2 separate regions of the Mus musculus genome follow, and region 2 is linked to region 1. Evidence: chromatin loops called from intact Hi-C (ENCODE). Cell type or tissue: gastrocnemius. All regions are shown on one strand. Each heading gives the region's core, and the rest is flanking DNA. Links, peaks and the distances in the headings are about the cores only.

Region 1 (5,367 bases), core at 111-5,110:
CTTAAGCGCTGAGCCATCTCTCCAGCCCGAGCCTCAGGTTTCTTTCCTCCCCAAATGGTCACGAAACACCAACAGGGTGGTTAGAAGGACTAACTAAAACAAGAGAGGTAACGTGTTAAGCTTTTCAAGGAATGCTCTGAATGAATTATTACCCCCACCACCTCCTTCTTACATGTTTCTCTCAGACTGGATATACTTTTCCACTAGCCGAGCTTGGAGAGGCTCCATGGCTGGGAGGTATGCAGGAAAACAGGAGGTGAAGGAATGGGGAGATTTGTGGTGGAGGTCTGCCCAATGGTTAGCTCACCTCTGTCTCTGCTTCTAGCATGACTAAGACTGAGGCCTCTTGCATTTTGTCAGAAAACCTTAAACCAAGGTCCTATGTTTTGTTTTTGAGAGAAGGTCTCTCTCACTTGGATACCTGGGGCTGGCCTGTAACTCACAGTGTGACTGGTCTTTGTCTCCATAGTGTTGGGATAAAAGGAAAGCAGTGTCGTGGCCAGTGGACTTTCGCCTTTTTAGGAGTTGATTTTTCCAGTTTCCCTACTACATCTTTTAGAAACAAAACAAAACAAAACAAAACAGTCCAAAAAACCCAAAGGTGGGGGAGGGGGCAGGGAGATTGTCTTTTGATTTTTCAACTCTGCTTGGATTTAGGCCTTACCATATGAAATCTCTCAACTGGGGACTCTCATTGCTTCCCAGGATCCAAGGACACAGCTCTGGCTATAAATGGTGCTGGTTTGGGAGTGGGGGCTGCTGCTGCTTTATCTGGGCCCAATAAACCTTATCAAACTGCTGTTCGGCCAGCCTTCATCGCTAAGTGGAAATGCTCTGGAGCCCAATGCTGGCACCCAGCCCACAGCCTCGCCTGCCTTCTCCCTTTCTGTTACCTTCCCCACCTCTTAAATCTAGGCATTACTCTCTCTTTAACACTTCCTAACAAGGGCTGGGCTCTTTAATGGGCAGAGTTTATGAAGCAAGGGAGATTTTCACATAGAGTGAGTATGGCTGGGGTTGGGGGGGAGGCCAGGGCCAGGCAAGGAATTGTTCTTTCGTTTCCATTGTGTCTACGGATTCTCTTTCTCTGATTTGAGGATTAATGGTAGAATAGGATCAGAGGTTAATCGTGTGCCTCTCCGGTGACTGCTGGAGAGAGGGTGGTAGGTGGATGTGGACCCTAGATAGCAAGCCTTCTTTAGACAGGAACTCAACAAGCTCAATGCTCCATTCCCATGGCCAGGCATTCACGGCAGGGGGGTGTGTGTTTTTCCTGTTCCCTTCTGCTCATCCACTCTTGCTTTCTTTATAGATGGCAGTTCCTTCTTAACGTCCTCAAATCCCCTACTTCTTACAGAGGGTTCGCCTTAACTTGAAAGAATCAGGTAGCCTTTACACAAGGTGTTTTTTGTTGTATACCAACTGACTGGGGTAGGGGGGTTTCGCCTTGTCTCACCCACATGACACTGCCTATGAGAGGGTAACTCAATTGTAGTTTTCTTCCTTTGCTTCCCAGTGCTCGGTTCTGCGGACTTCTCTCTCCCACTGCTAATCTGAGACCTGGGAGTGTCAATTGTTAGGATGCCTTGTTATTATAAATGACCACCACGTTAGCAGACCCCCGTGCAGATCTTGTGTAAGCTCTGCCACCTGGTCTTCGTGGGTTTTTTTGTCTCCATTCACCGCCCACTTTCCTTCTCCTTTAGCTCCTGGGGAATCAAGATACGATTCTGTGGGTCCTGTGGGAGATCCGCGGTAAGCCAAGAACACAGCACCCCTAAACTGAAGCCTGGAACTAATACCTTAGGACTGGAGGGTGGGGCTGTGTGGGTGACTTTTCTGAGACCCCTGGGTGGCGCTCTCCACCACACCCCCAATAACACTGCGCTGGGGCTTTGGCCGGAGGCCAGTGCTCAGAAAAGAACCCTCCAACCTCAATTCCCTGCCTAGCTTCGTGTGCAAAGGAGGAGACGGTGCTTTCCGCGGGTAGAAGGAATATTTTTTTTCCTTTGGTCTTTCTACCCTACGGTTTGTCATCTCAAGTACGCCCTTTAAAATGGTCCAGCCGCTGAGGGAAGAAAGTACTCTGGAGCGGCCCAGCGCTCTTCCAAGCTTCCAGTAGCTCCTGAAGGCAGAGCTGAGTTAGGCGCAGAATCTTCAGAACTTTCCATCCAGGTTCCTGGGGCCGGGGAAGATGGGGGGGGGCGTGCGGGCGGGGAGGATGCCCGAGATTAGGAGTGAGAAAGTATTACTACTCAGGCCTTCGCATCTCAGTGTGCAACAATCTAGATAGCAAAATCGAGGTGCTGCCTCCTACCAGATTTCTACTGGCCCCTTTAGATTTATCTGGCCAAATCCGGCGAACTCCTGTGGTCAGGCATCAGAGGCCTGGTTTGGGACTTGGGAAACGACCCATTTAAAGCTAGGGTAAGGGAGGATGCGATCCGAATCCTGAGAAAAAGTGAAAAGCTAGAAGCCACACACTGAACTGGTGCAAATAATAAAAAACGGGACAAAACTGCGCTCTTGAGTACTGGAGTTGGGGGAGTTAGGGGCGCGGGATACACCGCATGCCCAGTGGAAATGAAAAAACCTGGGGCTAAAGTGGGAACCGCTTCTCCCACTCATCCTTCTGACCCCTTGGGGACTGCCAGGTCCTCTGCGGCTCCTCTTCCTTTGCAACCTTTTGCCCTCTCCACCTAGCCAACGAGCAGCAGCCGCTGCCGCCGGGGCAGCAGCTAGATGTCAGGAGAAGCCCGGAGCGCCGAGCGCTGGGAAGGGAGGGGAGCGCCCGGGAAGGGAGGGCAGGGCTGGGAGAGCGCACGGGCTCTGCCAGGGCGGGGGTGGGGCGGGGTGGGCGGGCCAGGACCGGCCAGGGGGAGGGGAGGGGGCAGCTGTGGGCAGGGAGCCGGGCTCGGCCGCCAGCACTAAAGATGGAGAGGCGCCGGGGCCTCGCAGGGGAGGGGGCTCGGCGTTGACGTGGGACGCGGCGGAGGCGCCGCAGCCGGTGGTGATTTGCTAACCTAGCGGCAGAGAGGAGTTAAGGGTGACGAGAGCGGGTACTGCGAACTGCCGGGCGATGCCGCCGCTGCCGCCGTGAGATCCGGAGCAACAGTTCCCCAGCAACACCCCTTCCCCGATCCAGGCACACCCCTAACCCCCCAGGCACGCACACCCACCCCAAGCTCCAGGCTCCGTAAGCGGTAAGTGTATGTGTGTAGGAAACCCGGGAAGGACTCGCACCGCCCAGCGACCGCCTCCCGCCAGGGCGCCCTGGGGCGGGAGAGGTTTAGGCGGGTGGTGCTAGCTTTGGCCACTCGGCCGCTGGGCTCGTGCGGGGTTCTCTGGTTGCTGCTGCAGCAGCGATCGCCAGTGCCCGTTGGGGGTCAGCTAGAAAGCGGCGCTGAGGCTGTCAGCTTGGGCACAGCTGCCTCACCAACCTTTCTTCTCCGGGCACGGTCCGGTCCGGGTGAGAGGTGGCAGGCCGGGAGGTCTGCCAGGGCTGCGGGCGCGTGTAGTCGGGGACTGGGTGTCTTTGTACAGGCAAGGGCTGGCGGAGGAGCAGAGAGCCTGTGGGTGCTCATATGTATGCGGACCGGTGCGCTTGGCGTGAGATAGGATTGTGTCTTATTTATTTGTGTTTATTCGCTGGCGAGCTGGGGAGCTAGACCCGGAGGAAGCAAGGAGTGAACCTGGGGGTCGGGTGGGAGGGGACTGGTATCCGATCGGGTTTTGTTTTCTTTAGAGAAAACGTGGTGGGATTTTTTTCTTCTTTTTTTGATTGGACTTGATGCCCTCTTTTAAGGAGAGAGGGACGCTTCGGAGAGACTCTGGCGCTCCGAGTCCTCCTCGGCTCTCGGTGGGAACGGCCGGTGGAGCGGGAGCTCGCTGTGCGCTCCCGGCCGCGCACGGTGGGTTCCCGGCTCTGCACCTGATGCATTCGGGATGTCTTTCCCACCCTGGCGCGCTGCAAGCTTGCCCAGCCCCTCGCACGCTCCCGCACGCGCTCGAAATGCGCACGATCCTGCCAGCCTGCGGACCCCACCGGAATGCACAGGAGCGCACCGCTGCAACCAGCTCGCCTCCTCCCCGCCACGCTCCCAGCGTGTTTGACTCGGGCACGCCGGCAGCTGGTGCGGGAGGCCGGGGACCCTGCTGGTGACTTCCCGGGGATCGTGATCTTGGGTGGAAGGTGGAGGACCCAGAGATCTCTTCTCATTTGGCCTCCCACCACTCGCCTCCAGGCTTTTGTGCATCCTTTTCTCCCCTGGGGGGGTTGCGCTGCCGGGCCGGCCTAGCAGCGGCGTCCAGCCCGCTCGGACCTTCTCCTTTCCCCAGGCTCTTTCGCTTTCCCCCTTTCTTAGTTCTGTTCCCTTTCTTCCAGGCACCTGACTCCTGGGGAAAAGTTGCTTTCCCAAGTTTGCCAAAGTCCTATGCAAGTCTCGGCGGGGGTCTCTGGGAACAAGGGGTGTGTTGCACCATCGATCCTCGGAGCTCTGGCGGGTTAGCGCTGGCTTTGCCCAGAATCGGCTGATCGCTGCACCTAGGGACGGTCGGATCGCGGGTGCGGAGCCGCCGGTTAGGGATAGGGCACCTTGATTTCCCTCAAGGCCCAAAAGGTTCCTTTGAGCAGCGAACCTTCTTTATTTTGGCTTCTCCCCCTTAGTTCTCCAAATCTCTGATCTCTCTCCCGAAAGCACACCGTGCTCATGAAGCTTTTGAGGAATGGATATCTCACCGTTCTTGATGATGCCCTCCGTTTCCACTTTAGGGTGGGCAATAAGAGTGGCCAGCCACTATTGTTAACTCTTTCCGCATGAGTTTTGCACCTAAGAGTCTTTAAGACTCCTGTCGAGGGTGAAGGCAAGCTCTGCGAAGAGTGGCTGAGAGCCTAGCTCTCTCCACCCTCTTCCCCAGGCTGTGGGAAATGTTGGCTACAGAGAGACAGAGGTTGGGACCTTATCCCGTTAGGTCTTTCTGCCTATGTCCCAATGGCTGTTCAAAGTTGGGAGCCTCTCAGTCATCCAGAACACTTTCTGGGAGAGGCCTTTGTGTTCCAGCCCTGTCTTCCCTTCTTTTGGGCTTAATTCACCCCAGAGATGCTGGTGCCAATGTCACTTAGAGAACCATATTCAATGTCAGTTTTTCTCTTTGTCGCTGGGCTTGCCAACACCTGGGAGGCATCCAGTCTGGTGTGCACTCTCAAGGCTGTTGGGAACATACTCTCCTATGGTGTTACCCACTTTCTCATTTTAGAGCATTCTGTCCATTGGGGGGCTTGTGGGCTGTGGGTAAAAGAGGAGGCTGTAGCATCTTGTATAATTGCATGTAGGTGTACATTCACGCGTGTGCACACCTGTGCACACG
Region 2 (5,367 bases), core at 131-5,130, 130 kb after region 1:
TGGGCGAGTGGTAAGCACCTATAGGTAGTAAAGAGAATTGGTGGCAGCCATCTTGCAGACAAGCAGCCACAGGTCTGGAGGGACAAAGGGGGACTATGTTGCATTCTGGTACCGTTTTCTTATTGTTAGACCACACACACTGAGGAATCCCACTCCAGGAATGCTGGCCGGGGGTAACTGGGAGGAATTTTGAGCCCTCTTTGTCATGTACCTTTGCTTTGTCCATCTGGACTGAATTCACAGCAGCAGGAAGCAGCCTTCCTTCTAAACCAGAGGTTGGGGAAGCATCAGTGTAGTTACGCTCAGCCACGCCCAGGGGCTCTCTGCTGACCTTCCGTGTCTTTGGCACATGTCTGGGAGGTAGTAACATTATGGCCATGTAACATGGTAGTAACACTGGGGACCCAAGGGTGGTTAGGGAAGTTTACTTCCTCTCAGATACCTTGTGGCTTTCTGCCAGTAGAGGGGCTCCATCTGAGGTAAGTCAGCTCATGTGGAGATTAAGCGATAGATATTTAGTAGACTTCGTGTGGCTCTCTCAGTCAAGACTGAGAAGACTAAGGGTGAAGGGTGGAGAAGTTGGAGTGAGAGAGGCCAAGGTTGAAGCTGGGTATAGGGTGTGCGCAAAGCTAAGAGCGTCAGCTACCTACTAGTACAGAACAGGCACTCGGTGAGGAGCCTAGGCACTCGGCCTCCCCTTAATGCACGGCAGGGCTCCCTTATCATGAATGGTAGGCACTTCCTGCTGATCCTTGTAGTACCCCTCAGGCTGCCCTTACTGTCAATGAAAGAACATGTGAACTCCCATCTAACATCTCTGTTTTAGAAAAGGGGTCTCAGGAACCAGCTCAGTTGGCTGAGTGCTTACCAGCAGCATGAATTCCTGGGTTCCATGCCCACCCAACACTGCATACACGGGGCATGGGGGGGTATATGCCTGTATGGAAGCAGATGGACCAGGAGTTCAAAGTCATTTTCAGCTATATATTGAATTTGAGGGCAGCCTGGGGGCATATGAGCCCACCACCACCACCACACACACACACACACACACACACATATACACACATGGGGGGGGGCAGGGACAGCCTAGGAGAGGGGTTCCAAGGGAATATTGAAAATAATACTGACCAGTACGGTGATGCACAGCTTTATCCCACCCAGCACTTGGAAGGCAAAGGCAGATAGATCTCTCCGAGTTCAAGGCCAGCCTGGTCTACATAGCAAGCTCCAGGAAACCTTGACTCAGACACACACACACACACACACACACACACACACACACACACACACACACACACTCACACAGAGAGAGAGACAGAGACAGAGAGACAGAGGAGAGAGACAGAGACAGACAGACAGACAGACAGACAGACACAGGAAGGAAGGAAGGAAGGAAGGAAGGAAGGAAGGAAGGAAGGAAGGAAGGAAGGAAAAAGAAAAAGAAAATAAGACTATAAAGCCACAGGAGCCGGGCAGGGGTGGCGCACGCCTTTAATCCCAGCACTCAGGAGGCAGAGGCAGGCGGATTTCTGAGTTCAAGGCCAGCCTGGTCTACAGAGTGAGTTCCAGGATAGACAGGGCTATACAGAGAAACCCTGTCTCAAAAAACCAAAAAAAAAAAAAAAAAAAAAAAAAGCCACAGGAAGTATCAAAAGTATCAGGCCAAGTGAGGTGGCAGGTGTCACCAGAGAGCTAACAGAACAGACGAGCAATCTGGAGGAAAGCAACAGAGACTGTGGGGAGAGAAGACTCCGCTGATGACTTGACAAACTGCCTCAGCAGACCAGTTTTACAGATAAGAAAATGGAGGCCTCGAACTAGGTACCGAGCAGGAAGTGTAGAGCTGAAACCTGACCCAGCTCCAAGTTCAGTGCCCTTCTATAGCTCCTCAGCAACCGGTGCCATGCTCCTGGGTCTGTGAACCTGTGGCCTGAGCAGGTCAGGGAGAGCCTGTGCTGCCGCTGTTTCTCTCGTGGCCCTGTCCTGGCCATCCTCGTGACCCACTTAACTTAAGAATTCCCAGTGCTCTGATGCCCACAGCTTCATGTCAGGATAGGATACAATTTCCCTGATTCAGGTTGGCCTGGGCATTCCCTGACCACGGGCTCCACATGAGGAGGGATCAGCCAACACAGGATAGATACCACACAGGGTAGGAGGTACAGTGTCTGGAAGATTATTATCGAGCCCCTGAACGTAGTAGAAGCTGGCTGTCGTTCCAGTGCAAGCTGAGCAGATGGTCCCATCACCTCTCCCCCTTCCGACTCCACTTAGCCTGGATTTCTTCTTTTCCTGGTGTGCATGATGCCCTCTTCCCCCCAGATCTCCATGGGCTCAGGCTGCCGCTTCAGGGAGACCATCCTTAAGGCGGGGGCTGGGCTCGGGCTTTGTTGTCACATCCTGGCTTTCTGTTTGGGTACAGCAAAGACTTTGAGGAGGATAAACAGAGATCATTTTACACCTTTTATATTATGACAGATACATACTGCAAAACACTGCTGCTTCCAAAATGTTTGGGTTGCAGGAATTAACCGCTAGGCAGTTCCCAGGAGGCTCATACTTCATTTACACATCAGAAGTTTTTTTTTTCCGTTTTTTTCTTTTTTTACCCTTTTCAGTCAAACCAGAGTGAGAAGACACGTGCATGTGTGTGCACAGTCATATGCACAGCCAAGGCATCTCCTGGGTTCAGTAGCAGGAGCGTCTTAATTTAGTAAGTAGTTCTTTAAGTCCAGATAAACTGATAAATACCATTAATGGCTTAATTTATACTCTGGGTTTGAAATTTGACACTCGGACACTATCTTGGCTCGGGAAACAGAAGTGGTCTTGTGCCCGAGGTTTTAATGACCGATCAGTAATATAAATTGCTACATCACTGAGCAGAAATAGCCTCTCCTTGTCATTTGATCTGGAAACTTCTCCGGCCAGGCAGCAGTTAATAAATTTAAAAATAATTACCCTCTTTATTCAAAGTCAAACTAATTAGGAGTGGTTTTTTTTTACAAATCATAATGTTGTTCAAGTCACTGTATGTTCCCTCTGGAGACTTGAACAGGCCTAGGGACAACAGACTGTACTGGATGGCGGTAATGAGAGAGCAGGAGTGTCCTGGCTGCTGGGCTCAAGGGGGAGTGGCCGGGGCAGTCTTTATCATGTCCCAGGGAGAAGGCAGGCACTCGCAGGGAGGAGGCTGGGAAGATTCACGTGTAGGAACCTTCAATTCCGGCGTCCATACAGAAATCTGAGCTACTGTGGTGTGAATATGGGGGAGTTAGGGTCAAGGCTGGTCTGTATGGGAACCAGGCTGAGAGACAAGAGTCAAGGAGCAGAAGGAGTGGGCATACCGGTGCATGACCGTTACAGGAGACTCAACACACTAAAGGCAGATGGATGGGTGGAATGACATCTGAAAAAAAAATTGCTTCTTTGCCAAGTGTGGGTCCTAGTGGTTTAGCTTTATGTCATACACTATAGAGAGAAGTTGCGCGCGCAGCCTTAAGTCTTAGGTGTAGAGTATGGGGTACCACGGCATGGTGGTCCAGGACTTGGTCTCTAGTGTCACACAATAGCTTTGTCCTTTATAAAGTTTATCATCTTGGTTGGATTATTCATCTTCTTTAAATCACATTTTGCTCAGCCACGGTATCAGGACCATGTGATGCTTGGTTTGTTTGGGGTACCACGGAAGCGCTCAGCATGGACCTTGCATAGAGCATGCATTCAGGAAATGGTGGTTATTGTTACTGCATCATCCAAGTCTTATTAGAGATGAAGAGCCTCATCCCCTTACTAGGTAGGTGGTAAGAGGAAGGGCCGTGCCCGTAGTGATGATGATAGGGGAACTAACTGTTCCCCTATCATCCAGCTGCTTTTTCAAATTGGAGGTGTAGGAACTTCTGGGATCGTACCTATGCCCTCCAGCCAAGAGATCGTCTCCTGTGTGTCTGCCATGAGGAAATAGTAGAACCTTCTAGTCTCCTTTGCCCTAAAACCAGGAAACATCCTTTGAGCAAGTGTCCTCCAGTGCCCACTCTTTAAGTGTGCTTGAGAGGAGTAAGGGCATCATCCTACCCCTTCCTCAAAATGGAAGAGAGAAAGAGGCAGGCAAATGATGAGTAAGGCCATTTCTGGGATTCGCCTCCCCCTAATATAGGGAGCTAGGTTCAACTAAACCATGAACTTGCCCCGGAGAAGTCTTTAAGTCTCTCCTCCTGCTATAACCTTGCTCCAGAAGATCTCCAAGTTAACAGTCTCATTTTCTGTCAATCAGAAGAGGTTGTCCAGCTGGGTTGTCCATCATTCCTTTGTTCGCTTGCTCTCTGAGTTTTAGAGCATTATACCCAGGGAATAGCAGGTGCTTTGTGGCTATAACTCATAATGGTGACTAAAATTTGGTTCCTACCTTCCTGATGAAGGCCATAGTGCTGGAAAGACACGAGCAAGGAAGCTGAGCTTGGCCTTAGGTATGGATACTTGAAGAGATGGCCTTGACAGCTCTAGCTGTGTTAACTCCTCATGACTAAGGTAGATATTATTTCTCTCTCATCTTTGGTGGAGAACACTGAGATCTTGGGGGTTAGGGAACACCAGTCCAAGACAGACCTCTAATGAGTGGTGTCTTGTGGTTCTGTGTCCCAGAATCCCTTCTTTAAGTGGTGTCCTCTTCCTGTGGGGCCTGGCATTGAATCTAACCAGAGGCTTAAAGCCCATGCTTGGAAAAGGTACCCAGTTAAGAACCCTCCGCTCAAAAAGATCAAACTAGAATTAGGTCGGACTTGTATGACATTTCATTTTCAGCTCAAGCTTCTGCTCTTCTCCCAACCCCCACCCCTGACTCCAAAATACAGACTTTCTTTGACTGGCCTAGAAAACAAAATGTTTAGTTTCTATATTGCCATGTGACAGGGGAAGCCACTTAAACAAACTCAAGTGCTTAGATGCTACTTTTCATGGACCTAAAACTGGCTTCAAGCAGGTCTCTCAAGCCAGAAGCCGTGGACACACCCGGCAGTGGAGGCTTTGCTGTGGACTCTGCCTTTCCCTTTCAACAGGGAGTGGGCGTTGATGGACACTCACTCAAAGGACCCTTCCTGCTTTAGGGGAAAAGCAGACTAGAAGGTTCTATCACTTTTCTCATTGTTATGTCCAAAAGAATCCCTAACAAGAAGGACCTTCATGGCAGGGTTCTGACTCACAGTTTGAGGGCTGACAGTCCTTGGCGGTGGAGAAAGCATGGCAGCAGGTAGCTCTCTGGGAACAGGAGTGTGCAGCTAGGACTCCTTACTTCCTGACACCTTAGTAAAATAGGAAGCAGAAATACGGGAAAGAGGTATTCACCTGTTTTTCACCCTTCCCTTCTGG

What was found. Hi-C counts contacts between places; a loop is a spot of excess contacts. Peaks named below come from ENCODE experiments on the same cell type or tissue, not always from the same donor. Only the 100,000 strongest peaks of a DNase experiment are listed, where the experiment ranks them.
Region 2: it touches region 1 in a loop (9-fold over the local background); 8 of 42 quality-filtered maps call a loop at or near these places.

Annotation. Positions count from the first base shown.
Region 1 is chr9:48,833,890-48,839,256 of GRCm38, reverse strand. It overlaps Zbtb16 (zinc finger and BTB domain containing 16), which reads left to right and starts at 3,032. Exons shown (of 7, transcript NM_001364543.1): 1 at 3,032-3,203. In gastrocnemius, for the core only: CTCF peaks have their summits at 1,857, 2,735 and 3,240; DNase peaks (open chromatin) are centred at 2,911, 3,389, 4,067, 4,433 and 2 more places; H3K4me3 peaks cover 3,515 bases; H3K27ac peaks cover 4,065 bases.
Region 2 is chr9:48,708,395-48,713,761 of GRCm38, reverse strand. The region is part of intron 4 of Zbtb16 (zinc finger and BTB domain containing 16); the gene reads left to right. Among named protein-coding and RNA genes, the nearest start is that of Gm32280, 41 kb to the right of the region's middle. In gastrocnemius, for the core only: no CTCF peak of the experiment used is centred there; DNase peaks (open chromatin) are centred at 2,272 and 3,141; H3K4me3 peaks cover 2,479 bases; H3K27ac peaks cover 5,000 bases.